Regions from separate parts of the Homo sapiens genome. Here region 1 is linked to region 2. Evidence: chromatin contacts called from ENCODE Hi-C or POLR2A ChIA-PET data. All regions are on one chromosome and are shown on one strand. The core of a region is the stretch at or near the end of the contact, and the rest is flanking DNA. Distances in the headings are between cores, read along the strand shown.

Region 1 (5,431 bases), core at 2,566-5,065, 230 kb before region 2:
TATACGAATTTTTATACATGCAAGGTACATAGCAGATACTCAAATATGGTTCTGGGTAATGTATAATCTAAGCCCAAGATGTAGGCATGGACTCCTGACTTATAAGTATTCAATGTTTAATAGTTAAAATATGGCCTTTAACACTTCCAATGAAATATTTTCAGTTATCACTTTGAAATATTTTTCTTTGGAATTGAAACTAATGATGGAAATTTTATGTAGATGTATTGTAGACAGGTTGTTTTGTACCATTGTATTTTGAGAAAAGCCAGTAAACTTTATTCCTTCTCTTCCCTTCGCCATTCCCCTTCTGTAGCAGGGACCATTTGGGGGATGAACATGGGGGTTTGTTTTAGAGACAGAATCTTGCTTTGTTGTTCAGGCTATTCTGGAACCCCTGGCTTCAAGCTAGCATCCTGCCTCAGCCTGGGATTACAGGGGTGAACCACTGCACCTGGCCAGCAGGGGCCATTTTAGAGTAAGCTTTAAAATTCTAAGTTTTCAAAAAATTAAACTTGAAAAACAAGATAAACTTTGCAGTTATTTTTATTAAAAGCAATATGATAGCGAGTGGCACGTTTGCAATGGGAATCAGATTTTATAGAGAAGAATGGTTTACAGACAGCTTTTTAGGAAAATATCTCCCATCATAAAGGAGGGAGCTAGACCACTAAAGGAAAGCCTTCCGAGCCTTGCAGACCAAGAGAATCTGGACTGGGTCTGCTTGATTATCCAGGAGCTACATCACTAATGTTAGCTCTCATCTATTGCTCGTGGCAGAATGAGGTTTTTTATCAGGCATGTTTCTCTTCCCTCAGTTCACAGACATTGGGACCTTCGAGACAGTGTGGCAAGTCAAGTTCTACAATTACCACAAGCGGGATCACTGCCAGTGGGGAAGCCCCTTCTCTGTCATTGAGTATGAATGCAAGCCCAACGAGACACGCAGTCTGATGTGGGTGAACAAGGAGTCCTTCCTCTGAAAGTGGCTCTTTCTGATGCTACTGGACAATCTTTTCAGAAATCTACTTTTAGATAAACCAGCGCAGGCCTTAAACAAGGCATGCCACACCATTGCTGTTCCCCATCTGGTACTAATGACCTACTAGCCCTGGTTATTTTGAAAGTGTAATTCCCCTCTGACACAATATCCCTCACATACAAGATGGTGATGTACCACTCCCGAGAATATTCCCATCTGTATTTTGTGCTGATGTTCCTGCATCCAGTTGTTCTCGGTCATACTTTTGACCACTTGTGACTGGAGTTCAGTGGCCCTGGCAGGCTTGTCCTGCTCTTGACCATTCCACTGACTAACTTTGGTGTTTTGTTTCCAAGTTAAGTGATTCCTCCTTTTTTTTGTTCAATGTTAAATTTAAAAATAACAATGTGTATGGGTCCTCCCATGTGTAATATGGTAACATGTAACTTGCAGTGTTTGCCAGCTTTCAAAGCAGGCTTTGTGAAAATGTAATACAAACAGCAGTGAATGGGACTCAAATGTTGTGCTTCCTATAAACAGCTCCGCTCTTTCAGGGAAGGATGGTAACAAACTAGAAGGACAAATATGTACGTATTTATAACGTATTAAAACTCTTTTAAGTAGCTTAAGGTATTGTGCAATGGCCTAGCCTAGTAGAAATGGGGGAAAAGCATTGCTGTGGACCATTGTTAAAGTGACAGGAGTTGTAGGGTTACCCCTTTGACAAGCTTCCATAGTCTTCAGACACGCACATTGATGGCATCCCTACAGTCTTCTTCACTTGAACTTTGTAAAACTGCATATGGACCTGTAATCAACTTTTGATATTTCTTAATAAAGGCGTTGAAAATCATGCCCTGACTTGCATTCTTAATTTGGGCAATAATTATCTAGCAGGTGAATCCCTGCTCTAGGCCAGCTTCACTCAGGCCTGTATGCTACAGGATGACGGGGATGTATCCGGAGTAGAATTAGCACACCTATTCATGAATCAAGCCTGACCTTTTAGCAGGATTGCTCCAGCCAAGTTTAACAGGGCTAGCACAGGCCCAGGTGCTTGGCGGGCAATCAAAAAATGCTTGTACCTATCTCGCTCCATTACTCTTTCTGTGGTGACCCCTCCCCAGTTGGTGAGCTATGTGACTCAGTAGCAGGAGAGCAATGGTGCTATAATAGTGTGTGTACATCATGGTTGAGGCCTCCTTGCCTACTTCCAGCACCTTGCACAAAGCCCATATACCATACAGTTTAAGGATAAATTCCATAAGAAGGAAGTGAACTTCCTCTTGAAAAGTAACATGCTATTTTCCAATAATGTAATATTTACTTGGGCAGCACAAATCCTATAGTATTGGAAAAAGTTCGTTGGGGATTGTTTGTTTTTGCTACCTGTAAACCCTTCTTATAAGAAAATGCAAGCTACTGGGAGTATTTTTAAAAGTTGATTCATTGTAGAACTGAATTTGAAAGGCTGGCACTCAACACCTTTTCTACCTCCAAATCGCTTACCTGCAGTGATGCTGTACAGCCACCAGGGAACAGCAATGCCTTGCCTTTGGGGATCATAAATGATGTTAAAGGAGTGTAACATGTTTCTCAATAAGCTTGTGTTTTTTGTTTGTTTTTTTGTTTTTTTTTAAAGTCTTCATTACAATTGCTAAAACGTAAGTACTAACCCATTCCTAATGACTATTTTTTAAAACCAACACTCAATTATTTGAACAGACATTGAGATATTTAAAACAATGGATTTACTACAGAGGTTTTTCTTCCAGAATATCCAATAGAAATGCAGAGTGAATAAAAGATTTAAAATAAAAAGTGGGAACTACACAATTTAATATTTACTAATTTGATTAGTAAATATTTTCACTGGTGAAACAGGTTTTCAAGCCAGGGACTAGAGCTTGAGTATTTGTGTTGAGGGTGGAGACATTATCATGACTTTTGCAATAATCCACTCTTTTTTTTTTTTTTTTTTTTTGAGATGGAGTCTCACTCTGTCACCCAGACTGGAGTGCAGTGGCATGATCTTGTCTCACTGCAACCTCCACCTCCCAGGTTCAAGCAATTCTCCTGCCTCAGCCTCCTGAGTAGCTGGGATTACGGGCGTGTGCTACCACGCTCAGCTAATTTTTATATTTTTAGTAGAGATGGGGTTTCACCATGTTGGTCAAGCTGTTCTCAAACTCCTGACCTCGTGATCTACCTGCCTTGGCCTCCCAAAGGGCTGGGATTACAGGCGTGAGCCACTACGCTGGGCCCATACTTTTTTTTTTCTTTTTTAACTAAAGGCTTTATTTAGAGTTTGAAATGAGTCAAAGCAGACTTGGAGGAAACATGTCCTGGGATAGCTGCGCTGTTATCAGTGTCCCACAAACGAGCCAGAAGATGAGCCCTGGCAGAGCACCTGGAGCGTGGGAGTCCTGCTCACATCCTGGATGGTCACCACACCTTTCTCTGCCTCAGTTTGCTTATCTCTAAAATGAAGGGTTAGACTAGTAGAATTCTGAAGCCTTTTAAGAGTTATGGTTTGTTCCTCTATTTTATACTCCTTTAAAAAAAAAAGGGGAAAGTGTGTGTGCATATCTGTCTATGTCGTATGTGTATGTGTTTCCTTAGGGCCAGAAGTAAGGTTGAATCAAGGGAGTTGGGGAGGAGATGGAGATGAAGTAACAGAAAAACTTAACAGCTAATCTGCACGTTAAGTGATCGCTCCTGGCATATACTGTTCTACTTATGATTGGGCTCCAGCCCAGTCTCTCTGGCTACTTCTCACATAGCTCTCCTCCTACTCCAAAATTTGAGTGCTCAGCTATATCGAGCTGCTGAGTTGTAACTTTGCCCCTCAGCCATCTGGAAGGGCTATTTTTATACAAGTTGTAGCCACGTCTCTCTACCTCCAAGCATCAGATGGCTACCCAGAAGCTTGAGGAACTAGGCCATCCTTCCAATTATGATGATGACTAAAACACTTTTGAACAGGTGGAAGAATAGAAATGCCTTGAGTTTATATTTTGTGACACCTCGCTTACTGAGAAGTCACTTATCCAGCCATTTAAACTATCTGGATCACAGTTAAGAACAGAAAACATGCCAAAAAATAAAGATCCCTGTCACAGATGTCACCAAGTCCATTCACTAAAGGCTCGGGTCTTCTCCCAAGGCCTCTTGACTCCTGTTTTAGACACAATTCTAACATGTGGGGTGATCTGGTTTCTGACTCTTATGAAATTGGAAGTAGAACATGAAAGGGAAGAAGACAATTTGTAGAGGCAGATATACTGAAAATATTCTTTTTTTTTCAGAGAGGACAGAGAAAACTATAAAAAGCAGACAAAGTAAATCAAAAGAACAGTAGATGGGGACAACTGTATCCTGTAGGTACATAAATAATCCTGTATTAAACCACAGTAGTTTCTGTATATATCAAATAAAAATTGATAAGCCTAATGATATTCCTGATTCATTTAGAAAGAGGGCCCATTATCATCAGTAATGTATCATGGTTCAGTGTTTAAAAGCTCAGATTCTCCACCAAGCGCAGTGGCTCACGCCTGTAATCCCAGCACTTTGGGAAGCTGAAGCGAGTAGATCACTTCAGGTCAGGAGTTCAAGACCAGCCTGGCCAACATGGCAAAACCCCGTCTCTACTAAAAATGTAAAATTTACCCAGCATGGTGGTGCACGCCTGTAATCCCAGCTACTTGGGAGGCTGAGGAAGGAGAATCACTTGAACCCAGGAGGAGGAGGTTGCAGTGAGCCGGGATCATGCCACTGCACTCCAGCCTGGGCTTCAGAGGAGACTCCTTCTCAAAAAAAAAAAAAAAAAAAAAAAGTTCAGATTCTGGGCAAAAATACCTCAATTTAAATCCCAGCTCAGCTGTTTATTAGCTGTGTGGTCTTAGGCAAGTCACTTAATACCTCTGTGCCTCAATTTTCTCATTTGGAAAATGGAGATAATAGTATTTACCTTGCAGAATGGTTATGAGGATTAAATAAGTTAATGTACATTAAACCTTCAGAACAGTTCCTGGCACATAATATCATTATTTGGTATATTTCATTAAAAAAGAAAGGGAGCCTGGGCACGTTGGCTCATGTCTGTAATCCCAGCACTTTGGGGGGCCAATGCAGGTGGCTCGCTTGAGCCCAGGAGTTTGAGACCAGCCTAGGCAACATGGCCAAACCATGTCTCTATGAAAAACACAAAAATTAGCTGGGCGTGGTGGTGTGCAACTGTGGTCCCAGCTACTCAGGAGACTGAGGTGGAAGGATCTCTTGAGCCCTGGAAGTGGAGGTTGCAGTGAGCTGAGATCCTGCCACTACACTCCAGCCTGGGTGACACAGCAAGACTCTGTCTCAAAAAAAAAGAAAAAAAGAAAAGGAGCGATACATTTTCAAACAAAATTATTTAAAATGCCAAGAGAAAAACTAAAGGAGTTTAAA
Region 2 (5,359 bases), core at 1,959-4,458:
TGCATGTATAGGTAGTATAGTTAGCTCTTCCTATTGAATTGATCCATTTACCATTATGTAATGGCCTTCTTTGTCTCTTTTGATCTTTGTTGGTTTAAAGTCTGGTTTATCAGAGATTAGGATTGCAACTCCTGCTTTTTTTTGTTTTCCATTTGCTTGGTAGATCGTCCTCCAGCCCTTTATTTTAGCCTATGTGTGTCTCTGAATGTGAGTTGGGTCTCCTGAATACAGCACACTGATGGGTCTTGACTCTTTATCCAATCTGCCAGTCTATGTCTTTTAATTGGAGCATTTAGCCCATTTACATTTCAGGTTAATATTGTTATGTGTGAATTTGATCCTGTCATTATGATGTTAGCTGGTTATTTCGCTCATTAGTTGATGCAGTTTCTTCCTAGCATTGATGGCCTTTACAATTGGCATGTTTTTGCAGTGGCTGGTACCAGTTGTTCCTTTCCATCTTTAGTGCTTCCTTCAGGAGTTCTTGTAAGGCAGGCCTGGTGGTGACAAAATCTCTCAGTATATTTGTCTGTAAAGGATTTTATTTCTCCTTCACTTATGAAGCTTAGTTTGGCTGGATATGATATTCTGGGTTGAAAATTCTTTTCTTTAAGAATGTTGAATATTGGCCCCCACTCTCTTCTGGCTTGTAGAGTTTCTGCCGAGAGATCAGCTGTTACTATGATGGGCTTCCCTTTGTGGGTAACCTGACCTTTCTGGCTGCCCTTAACATTTTTTCCTTCATTTCAACTTTGGTGAATCTGACAATTATGTGTCTTGGAGTTGCTCTTCTCGACGAGTATCTTTGTGGTGTTCTCTGTATTTCCTGAATTTGCATGTTGGCCAGCTTCACTAGGTTGGGGAAGTTCTCCTGGATGATATCCTGAAGAGTGTTTTCCAACTTGGTTCCATTCTCCCAGTCACTTTCAGGTACACAATTCAGATGCAGATTTGGTCTTTTCACAAAGTCTCATATTTCTTGGAGGCTTTGTTCATTTCTTTTTACTCTTTTTTCTCTAAACTTCTCTTCTTGCTTCATTTCATTCATTTGATCTTCAATCACTGATACTCTTTCTTCCACTTGATCAAATCGGCTACTGAAGCTTGTGCATGCGTCACGTTCTTCTCGTGCCACGATTTTCAGTTCCATCAGTCATTTAAGGACTTCTCTACACTGTTTATTCTAGTTAGCCATTCGTCTAATCTTTTTTCAAGGTTTTTAGCTTCTTTGCAATGGGTTCAAACATCCTCCTTTAGCTCGGAGAAGTTTGTTATTACCAGTCGTCTGAAGCTTTCTTCTCTCAATTTGTCAAAGTCATTCTCTGTCCAGGTTTGTTCCATTGCTGGTGAGGAGCTGCATTCCTTTGGAGGAGAAGAGGCGCTCTGATTTTTAGAATTTTCGGCTTTTCTGCTCTGATTTATCCCCATCTTTGTGGTTTTATCTACCTTTGGTCTTTGATGATGGTGACGTACAGATGGGTTTTTGGTGTGGATGTCTTTTCTTTTTGTTAGTTTTCCTTCTAACAGTCAGGACCCTCAGCTGCAGGTCTGTTGGAGTTTGCTGAAGGTCCACTCTAGACCCTGTTTGCCTGGGTGTCACCATCGGAGGCTGCAGAACAGCAAATATTGCAGAATGGCAAATATTGCTGCCTGATCCTTCCTCTGGAAGCTTCATCTCAGAGGGGCACCCAGCTGTATGAGGTGTCAGTTGGCCCCTGCTGGGAGGTGTCTCCCAGTTAGGCTACTCGGGGGTCAGGGACCCACTTGAGGAGACAGTCTGTCCGTTCTCAGATCTCAAACTCCGTGCTGGGAGAAGCACTACTCTCTTCAAAGCTGTCAGACGGACATTTAAGTCTGCAGAACTTTCTGCTGCCTTTTGTTCAGCTATGCCTTGCCCCCAGAGGTGGGGTCTACAGAGGCAGGCAGGCCTCCTTGAGCTGCGATGGGCTCCACCCAGTTCAAGCTTCCTGGCCACTTTGTTTATCTACTTAAGCCTCAGCAATGGCAGACGCCCCTCCCCCAGCCTCGCTGCTGCCTTGCAGTTTGATCTCAGACTGCTGTGGTAGCAGTGAGCCAGGCTCCGTGGGCGTGGGACCCTCTGAGCCAGTCACGGGATATAATCTTCTGGTGTGCCGTTTGCTAAGACCGTTGGAAAAGCACAGTATTAGGATGGGAGTGTCCCAATTTTCCAGGTACCGTCTATCATGGCTTCCCTTTGCTAAGAAAGGGAATTCCCTGATCCCTTGTGCTTCCCGGGTGAGGTCATGCCTCGCCCTGCTCTGTGGGCTGCACCCAGTGTCTGAGAAGCCCCAGTGAGATGAACCCGGTACCTCAGTTGGAAATGCAGAAATCACCCATCTTCTGCGTTGCTCATGCTGGGAGCTGTAGACTGGAGCTGTTCCTATTCGGCCACTTTGGAACCTCCCCCAAAACTTTAAATATTACATACATGGTGCTTGTTCAAAATGCTTTTACATGCATTTAATATACGGACAACTGTTTCATGCATAACTTTTTATCAAATTACAGCCGTGGAATGACAAGTTACAAATGTTAAGACAATGCTCAATCGCTTATACTACACTTTCAATGAACAGTATGTACAGTTTCTGTTAATGCCTTTATTTTCTATTATGTTTGTTCTGATTGCATACATTGAAATGCAATTTTACATTTATTTGAAACTAATAAAAAATTTGGGCTTGTATTTTGCACATATTTTCCCCATTTTTCTACTAATTCATTTTTACTGTATTTTATAGAAGTACCTTTTACTGACAGATTGGAAAAATAAAGAACCCATTCTTCCCCACGGATAATCTAATAAAGAACCTGTTCTTCCCCACGGATAATCTGGGAAGCTGCTCTAAGAGGCTCATCTAGAGGCAGACAATAAAAGGGTAGAAAGAATGAGGGCCCTGAAAAAAGCTTCTGGGAAAGTAAAAACCCGAACAAAGTTTCGATAACTAAGATTTTTTTCCTGGTTAAATACACTCAACCTGTATTTGGGGTGAGTGTTAGCCGGGTACAAAGGTAGACAAAAGTTCCGAGTGCCGCCGCAATCGTCTCCCACAACATGGGTCTGAGCTACTCAAAATGAGATTTGCCTTTGGAGAAGAGTTAAGGAGCAGGGGGCGTGGCGAGCAGCGTGAGATCATCGGGAAGCGCCGCTCGTGGCGGGGGCAGAGCCGGCGCGTCATTGTCGTCATCGTTGCCCGACCGCTTTCCGGGAGACTGGAGTCGAAGGCCGTGAGGTATTTTTCTAAGGTGTAGTTTCAGTTTTTCTCCTGCTCCTGTTTAACTCCGCTTTTCCTCTCCTGGGATTCCCCTGTCATCCTCTGGGCAGACTGAGAAAATCGGAGTTTGGCTGCGTAGCCTTCCAGGAATGCAGTCTCTCACAGCTCTTCGTTGGGGCAGCATTGTTGGCAGGTCCCCCACTTCCGCTTGTTTTGGGGCTGCTTGCAGGCTTTGGCTTACCCCGGCCCCTCATTTCTCTCTTTTGCTCCGGTCTCTCTCTTTTTCTTCGTTTGTTAACCACCCCCTTCTCAAATCTTGGAAGACGAAGAAATTAAAAACAAAAATCAAAAAACATTGAAGTCTTCACAATTTTCAGCTGTTTTCAATCTTGCTTAGGGAGAGAGGCTAAAGTGGAACGTCTAGGGGAGTAACTTTACTGTGTTAGCTCCGTTTATCATTCACATTCACAGACTGCCTGCTGCTGCAGTATTAGCTCATCTGAGATAGTGGGCTAATTTCGACCTTTAGCTGAAATCTGTAGTGGGTAATCCAAGAGAGCAGTTTTTCTTGATGACCCGGATAAGTTCAGTGTAACTCAAACTTGTTTCAAAATAGCTTTAATGTCCTCAATGTTTGCTGACTACAGTTCAGTTTTGGCTTGATAAAGATGTATTTGTCGCAATGAGATGTTTGCTATCCACTTATTAACCTATTAGGACTGTCTGATGGTGGACTGAACCAAGACTTAACCGTGATTTTTTAAAAAATTAAATTTAAAAATTTTGTGGGTACATAGGTGTATATATTTATGGGGTACACGAGATGTTTTGATACAGGCATGCAATATGTAAGAATCACATGGAAAATGGGGTATCCATCCCTTCAGGCACTTATCCTTTGTGTTACAAACAATCCAGTTATACTTTTAGTTATTTAACTCTGTATTTTTGATTCAAAAACAACAGATTAGCCCTATTGAAGTACAGAGAAATGTTTGTGTTTGGTGGAAATGATAGAACTCATTGTTTTGTTGAAAGATAGTGACAAGTGTGAATAACGGTTTTTCAAAATAAAATTCTCAGTCAAAAGATACTACAGCTGCCTTCAGTTAGCTGTGTTGTATGTATCACAGTTCAAAAGTAATGTAATTTTTTTCTTAACTGCTTTTACCTTTTCAAATGGCTCTTCATATGTATTATCTCAGCTACTGTTTCCAAAGTTGACCCTTCAAGCATGGCTCTAAATAGTTCACATTGGATTAGAGTATTTGGTAATTTTCACTTTTAGTAAAATACTATCTAATGTATTGAGTGCTAACTGAGCCAGGCCCCGTTCTAATGGCTTTTATCTAGTTTATTTAATCTGTGCAACAACACTATATACTCTTATTTCAGAAATAAGATAATTGTAATAATCAACTTCCATATGTTTTGGAAGGTAATTTTGCTGCTTGATTGCTGTAATTTTGGAAATGCTTTGAATTAAACTTTGAATAGAAGTGAATTTAATTTAATGTAATTGTTCATCTCAATCTTGAGCAATATCCTCGTAATTTATATACTCTCCTATTAGACTTTGGGATAAATTTATTTTTAGATGTTAATATATTTTTTAGAAAAGGAAGAAGTCTATATTTACTCAGGAATTGTACTGTGGGACTGAAGGAGAGTTACAGACAACACTAACATGGAGTCACTGTTTGCCCAAGACAGCAATATTTATTGAGAACTTGTGTGTACATTTCATTGTTATTTTCTCCTAAGATAATGCAGTGCGAAAAAGTCATTACAGTAATTCATTACAGTAATAGAATTCTGGTGCAACAACAGCAAATGGCTCTCAAATTCCAAAAAACAATCATGTTGGATTTGTTCTTTGGCTTAGTTCATAACTGTGTATAATTATTTGGTGTAGAGATGGGAAGAGCCCTGGAATGTACATTATCGTATGTTTGTTTGGATCCATGTGGTGACTTTCTAGTATCTGTAAGCTCAAACTGTAATCTGATATTAAGAGTTTCCAAAATTACGTCTTAGGTTACTTTGATTGGTTTTAGTTAGTAAACAAATAGTTGCTAACTAACTAATACATGACAAGACATTATGTTAGTGATGTGGAGTTC

What was found. A loop is a pair of places that touch in the nucleus more often than their neighbours do. ChIA-PET counts read pairs that join two places held with the same protein, here RNA polymerase II (POLR2A). Pooled maps may share reads with other maps.
Region 1: a pooled map shows a loop between it and region 2 (2.6-fold over the local background). The contact joins the enhancer-like site here to the promoter of C1D in region 2. A Hi-C loop is called at or near these places in 2 of 168 maps with a recorded cell type or tissue (GM12878 and HCT116), 8 of 37 single-sample maps with no recorded cell type and 9 of 50 pooled maps. POLR2A ChIA-PET finds 5 or more read pairs at or near these places in 4 of 52 experiments (H1, MCF 10A, OCI-LY7 and 1 more).

Annotation. Positions count from the first base shown.
Region 1 is chr2:68,289,414-68,294,844 of GRCh38, reverse strand. The region is part of intron 1 of PPP3R1-AS1 (PPP3R1 and CNRIP1 antisense RNA 1); the gene reads right to left. It overlaps CNRIP1 (cannabinoid receptor interacting protein 1), which reads left to right. Exons shown (of 3, transcript NM_015463.3): 3 at 819-1,835. The coding sequence ends at 983. Among named protein-coding and RNA genes, the nearest start is that of CNRIP1, 28 kb to the left of the region's middle. Within about 2 kb of position 3,815, at least 2 of the 41 ENCODE cell types and tissues checked have a DNase peak (open chromatin) inside an H3K27ac peak, as active enhancers do.
Region 2 is chr2:68,060,853-68,066,211 of GRCh38, reverse strand. It overlaps C1D (C1D nuclear receptor corepressor), which reads left to right and starts at 3,208. Exons shown (of 5, transcript NM_173177.3): 1 at 3,208-3,254. RefSeq lists enhancers at 2,857-3,357, 3,110-3,519, 2,441-3,640.